2 separate regions of the Homo sapiens genome follow, and region 2 is linked to region 1. A link is a contact called in ENCODE Hi-C or POLR2A ChIA-PET data. All regions are on one chromosome and are shown on one strand. The core of a region is the stretch at or near the end of the contact, and the rest is flanking DNA. Distances in the headings are between cores, read along the strand shown. Region 1 overlaps STK38 (serine/threonine kinase 38). Region 2 has its middle 15 kb from the start of SRSF3.

Region 1 (3,766 bases), core at 675-3,174:
CTGGGATTACAGGCACGTGCCACCACACCCAGCTAATTTTTTATTTTTAGTAGAAATGGGGTTTCACCATGTTGTCCAAGCTGGTCTCCAACTCTTGACCTCAGGTAATCCACCTGCCTTGGCCTACCAAAGAGCTGGGATTACAGACGTGGGCCACCGCGCCTGGCCAGCGTAATTTTTCTTCTTTAATACTGTCTGTAATGTTCAAATTTTCTACCATGTTTATGCATTATTATTATTATTTTTTAGATGGAGTCTTGCTCTGTCCCCCAGGCTAAAGTGCAGTGGTACGATCTCAGCTCACTGCAACCTCCGCCTCCTGGGTTCAAGTGATTCTCCTGCCTCCACCTCCCAGGTAGCTGGGATTACAGGTGCCCATCACTACACCCAGCTAATTTTTGTATTTTTAGTAGAGACAAGGTTTTATCATGTTGGCCAGGCTGGTCTTGAGCTCCTGACCTCGTGATCCACCCACCTTGGCCTCCCAAAGTGCTGGGATTACAGGTGTGAGCCACTGCGTCTGGCCTTTTTTTTTTTTTTTTGAGAAGGAGTCTCGCTCTGTCACCAGGCTAGAGCACAGTGGCATGATCTCAGCTCACTGCAACCTCCACCTCCCGGGTTCAAGTGATTCTCCTGCCTCAGCCTCTCAAGTAGGTGGGACTACAGGCACACTCCACCACGCCCAGCTGATTTTTGTATTTTTAGTAGAGATGGGGTTTCACCATGTTGGCCAGGATGGTCTCGATCTCCTGACCTCGTGATCCGCCTGCCTCGGCCTCCCAAAGTGCTGGGATTATTACAGGCGTAAGCCACCATGCCCGGCCCCGGCCTTTTTTTTAACCAGGCTCTTCCCATATCCCCGTCTCTGCTACACTCTCTAGCCTTTGATGTCCACTATTCTACTCCACTTCTGCACATTATAATGAAGAAAAAAGCAGGTGGTGGCTCACACTTGTAATCCCAGGACTTTGAGAGGCTGAGGTGGGAGGATCACTTAAACCAGGCAGTTTGAGACCAGCCTGGGCAGCAAAGCGAGACCTCATCTCTACTAAAAATTAAAAAAAAAAAAAAAAAAAAAAAAAGGCCAGGCTTGGTGGCTCACGCCTGTAATCCCAGCACTTTGGGAGGCCAAGGCGGGCAGATCACAAGGTCAGGAGATCGAGACCATCATGGCTAACACCGTGAAACCCCGTCTCTACTAAAAATACAAAAAATTAGCTGGGTGTGGTGGCGGGCGCCTGTAGTCCCAGCTACTCGAGAGGCTGAGGCAGGAGAATGGTGTGAACCCGGGAGGCAGAGCTTGCAGTGAGCCGAGACTGCCCTAGTGCACTCCAGCCTGGGCGACAGAGCGAGACTCCGTCTCAAAAAAAAAAAAAAAAAAAGGTACAGTGGTATGCACCTATAGTCCCAACTACTCAGGAGGCTGAGGCAAGAGGATCCCTTGAACCCAAGAATTAGATTGCAGTGAGCTATAACTGTGCCACTGCACTTCAACCTGGATGACAGAATGAGACCGTCTCAAAAAAAAAAAAACAACTTCAGGTTTTTCAAGGACAGCAAAGCAAAAAAGTCACCAAAAGACTTCAAAGAAGAAAAATACCCTAGAAAATAAATTTACTTTTCACCTTACAAGAAAAATTCAGTCAAGACAACAAGTCTGCTTAACAGAAAACAACATTCTAGAGTTTTAGAGGTGAACGGGATTTTAGGGGTTTCCTAGATCAGTATTTTCACTTTACGGATAAGAACAGTGAGATCCAGGTGGTAAAGAGATTTGCCAAGGGTTATCTAGCAAGTTAGTTGGCAGCACAGGGATTATCTTCTAATTTGCTGTAAGTTTAGGAACTAGGCAACTACGCTTATCTGCATGTCTAAAAATAAAAATAAACAGGCCATTTAAGAGGCTGGGCAGGGGCGTGGTGGTGCATGCCTGTAATCCCAGCTACTTGGGAGGCTGAGGCAATGAGAATCGCTTGAACCCAGGAGGCGGAGGTTGCAGTGAGCTAAGATCGCGCCACTGCACTCCAGCCTGGGCAAACAGGGTGAGACTTCATCTCAAAAAAAAAAAAAAAAAAAAGAGGCTGGGCAGGACTCTTCTTTAAGCAGAGAGCATGATTTGGAACCTGGACTTTGTTACAGGTTCTTGTTGTTACTGCATTTCCTGCTTCTTGGCTGGGTTCCTCATTAACTGATGAGGTTGCCCAACAGAAGGGCTCTAGATAGGTGATGTATTAGTAACACAGTTAATTATATGCTAAGAGAAGGTGACTATCTTTGGCTTTATTACAAAATTGCCCTCTACATCAATTTTGCTCTTATTTTCAAGTTTCCTTTATTTTTAAGAGAAATGTTCAACCAAATTACAGAACCATAGCCTTTCAGAGAAAGGAAGTGACAGCAAACTTACCTGTTTAAAAAAAAAAGGAAAATCATGACAAGGCAGGTCACAGCTCGCCCACTGGGATGACCACAGGGGTGCAGGTGTTAAAGCAGAGGCTGCTCAGATCAGTAAACGTGCATAGTTCATGCCAATGCCCCCCCAATACCTTGCTGTCCAAAAGAAGGTTGTCTGGTTTGATGTCTCTGTGGATGAATCCAAGTTGGTGAATAGAGTCTATGGCTAATACTGTTTCTGCTATATAAAACTGAGTCTCCTCTTCTGTCAGAGTGTCTTTTTTCATCAACAAGGTCATCATGTCCCCTGGAAACAAGAAGATACAAAGCCACCACACACACACACACACACACACACACACACACACACAACATACGAGTGAGTACCAATTTTCAGATATGTCTTCCCTATCTGCCAAAATAAGGCGGCTAAACAGACCTCTTCTGTGTGCCAGAGATAGACCCACATGGCCAACATGGGAAGAAATGGGATTTTCACACCTAAGCTAGCTAAGGTTGACCACTAAGCTGTGATTTCTATTTTACTTTTGAGAGAAAAAGAAAATTTCTCCCACACTTTAAAAAACAACTGTATTTGCTTAGGATAATTTTTTGGACTCGGGGTAAAATGCTACTTTACTTTTCACTTTGCCTGAACAAGTATCTGCAAGCTTTTCTGCATCTGTAACTAAATGGCACTTCCACATACAATCTATGTATTGTTATAGAGAGGCTGAAATGCCAAATAAAAATGTAAACACTCGGGCAGGCTGAAAACAAGCTTTCCAACTTCTATTCACAGAACACAAACAAATAAAAAGGAAGGACTTGGGTAGCAAAGCATTAGTCAACAAAAGCTAAAAATGAACTGAAAATGCTATACACTAGAATGTGCAATAACTGCCTCCTGGAAGAGTACAATGAACACCTCTCAAGGTCAGTGCTTTTTTTTCTCTAGTGCGTTATTATAGGTATTTAAATGGACACTAGTACCCTTTATGTAACTTTTAAAACACAGTATCAGTATTCTAGCAGTTAAAAGGTAACCTCGTTAGTTTTCTGCAAAGTCAAAATTTCATCATTTCTAATACCAGCAACATAAAATGGCAGAAAAAGATTCAGGTCCTAACTCAACAGTGAGAAATGCAAAGAAAATATGTATAAGGAGTTTAAAACTAAGAGAAACAGTAAAGATTCAGTTTAGACCTCACATAAAGTCACTTATGTTAGAAAACAAGGAAAAGAGAAAGAAACCTCTGATTTTAACAGAGCATCATGCTGCTTTTTCAGTTTCATTTCATTTAGAACATTATGTTTTGTATTATTGGAGAAAAGTAGCTATTTTTCCCTCAGGCAAAAATTAAACCATTTA
Region 2 (3,967 bases), core at 1,050-3,549, 65 kb after region 1:
TAGGATCCAGGCTGAACTGTGGTTAAATATTTTGAATAACTTCCCTGGGTGTGGACACAAACCAGACTGGAATTCTAACTAGTGTGACCTGGCAACGGTATTCTTTTTTTTTTCTTTCTTTCTGAGATGGAGTCTCCCTCTGTTGCCCAGGCTAGAGTGCAGTGGCGCGATCTCGGCTCACTGCAACCTCCTCCTCCTGGGTTCAAGTGATTCTCCTGCCTCAGCTTCCCAAGTAGTTGGGACTACAGGTGCATGCCACCAACTCGGCTTTTTTTTTTTTTGTATTTTCAGTAGAGACGGGGTTTCACCACATTGGCCAAGCTGGTCTCAAACTCCTGACCTCATGATCCACCCGCCTCGGCCTCCCAGAGTGCTGGGATTACAGGTGTGAGCCACCGTGCCCGGCCTGGCAACGGTATTCTAACTTGAACACAGTGTCACCAACCACTGTTTGCGAACATTCAGACAGCATCAACTCTGTCTACCCTTGGGTCATAGACTTTTAGGTACTGGTGATATCATATGTCTTTCCTACTGTTGTGATCAAAAGTTTGAAAAATCCAGATTAGAGCATTCCAGGTAGAGGGGACTGAATGCAGGGATACACAGCTTGTTTCTGGAGAGGAAATACGAGATGCCTTGGAGGTAGGCGGGGGCCAGGTATGAAGGCCATGAGGCCCATGGTCAGTCGAGAGTGACCAGGAGGCAGTGACACTCTGATATGGGACACAGAATGGAAAGATAGTGAATTGGAGGTCTGAAGCACGTTGGGGACATGAGAAAGAAGCATGTGTGTTGGATATATGGCTCAGGGGTCGGGGAGAGCCCCCACTCCTCCAAAGATAAAGCAGAGAACAGAGGTCCTGAAAGCAGATGAAGTCCCTCATGGAGAGAGCACACGGGGAGCTGGGAAGGGGCACGGGAGGGAATCCCGCGGGCCCCCTGCATTAGCAGGCAGAGGAGGAAGAGCACTCTGGAGGGCACTAAGGAAGAGGAGCCAGAGAGATGGGAATGTGGAAACTGGGAGGGAGAATTAACAGGCTGAGATGCTGTGAGTCCAGTAAGATAAGGACTCAGACATCTGCTGGGCCCCAGAGGCAGTATGGGTCTATGGTTAGGTAGCCTGACTGCAGGGGTCTAATCTGGCTCTGGTAATTCTGAGCTCTGTGACCTTTGGCAAGTGTTTTAATCTCTTGTGCCTCAGTTGTTTTCCTCTATAAAATGGAGATAATAACATTTACCTGAGTTTCAAGGATTAAATGAGTGTGTGTGTGTGTGTGTATGCATGAGTGTGTGCATGTGTAGAGGAGAGAGAGAGAAAAAAAGATAGAGACAGAAAGACAGCCAGAAAGAGAGGGAGATTGAGAGAGAGATGCTCTGAACCAGGTTTAAAAAGTAGTAAATGAGCCAGGCGTAGTGGCTCACACCTGTAATCCCAGCACTTTGGGAGGCCGAGGCGGGTGGATCACCTGAGGTCAGGAGTTTGAGACCAGCCTGGCCAACATGGTGAGACTCCGTCTCTACTTAAAATACAAAAAATTAGCCGGGCCAGGTGTTGCACACCTGTAATCCCAGCTACTCAGGAGGCTGAGGCAGGAGAATCTCTTTAACTCAGGAGGCAGATGTTGCAGTGAGCCGAGATTGCACCACTGCACTCCAGCCTGGGGTAACAGAGTGAGACTCTGTCACAAAAAAAAAAAAAAAAAAGTAGTAAATGGGCCAGGCACAGTGGCTCATACCTATAATCCCAGCACTTTGGGAGTCCAGTGTGGGTGTATCACTTGAGGTCAGGAGTTGGAGACCAGCCTGGCTAACATGGTGAAACCTCAGCTCTACTAAAAATACAAAAATTAGCCAGGCATGGTGGCAGGCGCCTGTAAACTCAGCTACTTGGGAGGCTGAGGCAGTAGAATCGCTTGAGTCTGGGAAGTGGAGGTTGCAGTGATCTGAGACTATGCCACTGCACTCCAGCCTGGGTGACAGAGTGAGACTCCATCTCAAAAAAAAAAAAAAAAAAAGAAAAGAAAAAAAAAGTGGTAAATGCTACACACAAGCTTATGCGAAATTATGACAGCTATCACTTGCTGGGCCTGAGTTTTCTTGGCTACAAACTAAATTAGTGTGTAAACTCTAGAAACTCAGGAAAAAAAGAAAGCCATACTGGAGCTAAACAGACAAATATCTTTCAAAACACAGAATTAAGCACACACTAAAGATTGTGACATCCTGACATCTCCACTCTGCCCTCTTCAGTTGCTTCTTGTTGTTGCTTTTGAGGCTAAACTTACTTCCCTGTATTTGTGAGTTCCAGAGTGCAAGCTAGGGTCACCGAAACAAAGGTTTCTCATCTTCCAGCTGCACAAGCAATCCTTTTATTCTAGCCTGGATCCTTTGCCAGACCTCTCTGTAGGTCTGAGAACCAAATAAGGTAACACACACGAGGCAGGCATTGAAGTCCAGGCACCACTGAGTGGGAAGGGAGGGTGGGGCTGAAATCAAAACGGGGAAGAGTCTTGGAGCTCAGGAACTGTGCTGCCTCAGGGGGCCCAGCATGCGAGGAAGGACGTCTGTCCATGTAACATGGTGTTCCTTAGGGCTCTCTGGAGGAAAGGGGGGGCTGAAAAAGCAAACACACACCCCCAGAGACACCAAACGCAGGCAATTTCCAAGCATTGTTGCTTTCTTTTTTTCTCTCTCTTTTTCTTTTTCTGAGATAAAGTCCCTCTGTTGCCCAGGCTGGAGTGCAGTGGTGCGATCTCAGCTCACTGCAGCCTCCCTTATGGCTGGGCTCAAGCAATTCTCCTGCGTTAGCCTCCCGAGTAGCTGGGACCACAGGCACGCACCACCACGCCCAGCTATATATATATATTTATTTATTTTTGGTAGAGACAAGGTTTTGCCACGTTAGCCAGGCTGTTCTCAAACTTCTGAGTTCGAGCAATCCACCCACCTTGGCCTCCCAAAGTGCTAGGATTACAGGTGTGAACCACTGCATGTGGCCCAATCATAGCTGCTTTCTGCTCCTCAAGTGGACACCAGGCTCCAGAGTCTCACCTGGGATTTGAATCCCACCTTCACCCATTTTTTTTTTTTTTGAGACGGAGTTTCGCTCTTGTTCCCCAGGCTGGAGTGCAGTGGCACAATCTTGGCTCACCGCAACCTCCGCCTCCCAAGTTCAAGCGATTCTCCTGCCTCAGCCTCCCAAGTAGCTGGGATTACAGGCATGTGCCACCACGACCGGCTACTTTTGTATTTTTAGTAGAGACGGGGTTTCTCCATGTTTCTCAGGCTGGTCTCGAACTCCCGACCTCAGGTGATCCGCCTGACTCGGCCTCCCAAAGTGCTGGGATTACAGGCGTGAGCCACTGAGCCCGGCCCCTACCTTCATCCTTTATAAACTGTGAGACCTTTGACAAATTACTTAACTTCTCTGTGTCCTAGTTTTCATTTGTTTCAAGTACTACAATTACATTTTATAAGTCAGGTACACTCCAGGAAAAATGACAGGGTGAAAATTAGTGTGTGTGCATGTGTGTGTCGGGTGGGTGGGGTGTGGTTGCGTGTGGAGAAATGTGTTGAGGGGGGCGGCGTGTCAGGAAAGTAGAATTACCCAAATGTGCCCAGAAAACTCCCACATTTCGGTGTTTGTGAGACATTCCCAGATTGGGAGAAATAAGATAATTAACTGACAACAGTTGGAAACTAACTGTGGACCAATTTAAAATGAAAGTTGTAAAGCCAAGCCATTCTTTTAGGTGTTTTGGCTCTCTACTTCAGTAGAAAGAACTTTTATTAATTTTGCACCAAAATGTAATTATAGAAAATTAGGCTGGATGTGGTGGCTCACGCCTGTAATCCCAGCACTTTGAAAGGCTGAGGCAGGGCTGGGCCTGGTGGCTCAAGCCTGTAATCCCAGCACTTTGGGAGGCCAAGGCGGCAGATCACTTGAGGTCAGGAGTTCGAGACC

What was found. A loop is a pair of places that touch in the nucleus more often than their neighbours do. ChIA-PET counts read pairs that join two places held with the same protein, here RNA polymerase II (POLR2A). Pooled maps may share reads with other maps.
Region 2: a pooled map shows a loop between it and region 1 (2.2-fold over the local background). The contact joins two enhancer-like sites. A Hi-C loop is called at or near these places in 2 of 50 pooled maps. POLR2A ChIA-PET finds 5 or more read pairs at or near these places in 14 of 52 experiments (AG04450, CD4-positive, alpha-beta T cell, CD8-positive, alpha-beta memory T cell and 9 more).

What each region holds. Positions count from the first base shown.
Region 1 is chr6:36,512,792-36,516,557 of GRCh38, forward strand. STK38 (serine/threonine kinase 38) reads right to left here. Exons shown (of 14, transcript NM_007271.4): 7 at 2,547-2,701. Among named protein-coding and RNA genes, the nearest start is that of STK38, 33 kb to the right of the region's middle. Within about 2 kb of position 1,925, at least 3 of the 41 ENCODE cell types and tissues checked have a DNase peak (open chromatin) inside an H3K27ac peak, as active enhancers do.
Region 2 is chr6:36,577,557-36,581,523 of GRCh38, forward strand. No RefSeq gene overlaps it. Among named protein-coding and RNA genes, the nearest start is that of SRSF3, 15 kb to the right of the region's middle. Within about 2 kb of position 2,300, at least 18 of the 41 ENCODE cell types and tissues checked have a DNase peak (open chromatin) inside an H3K27ac peak, as active enhancers do.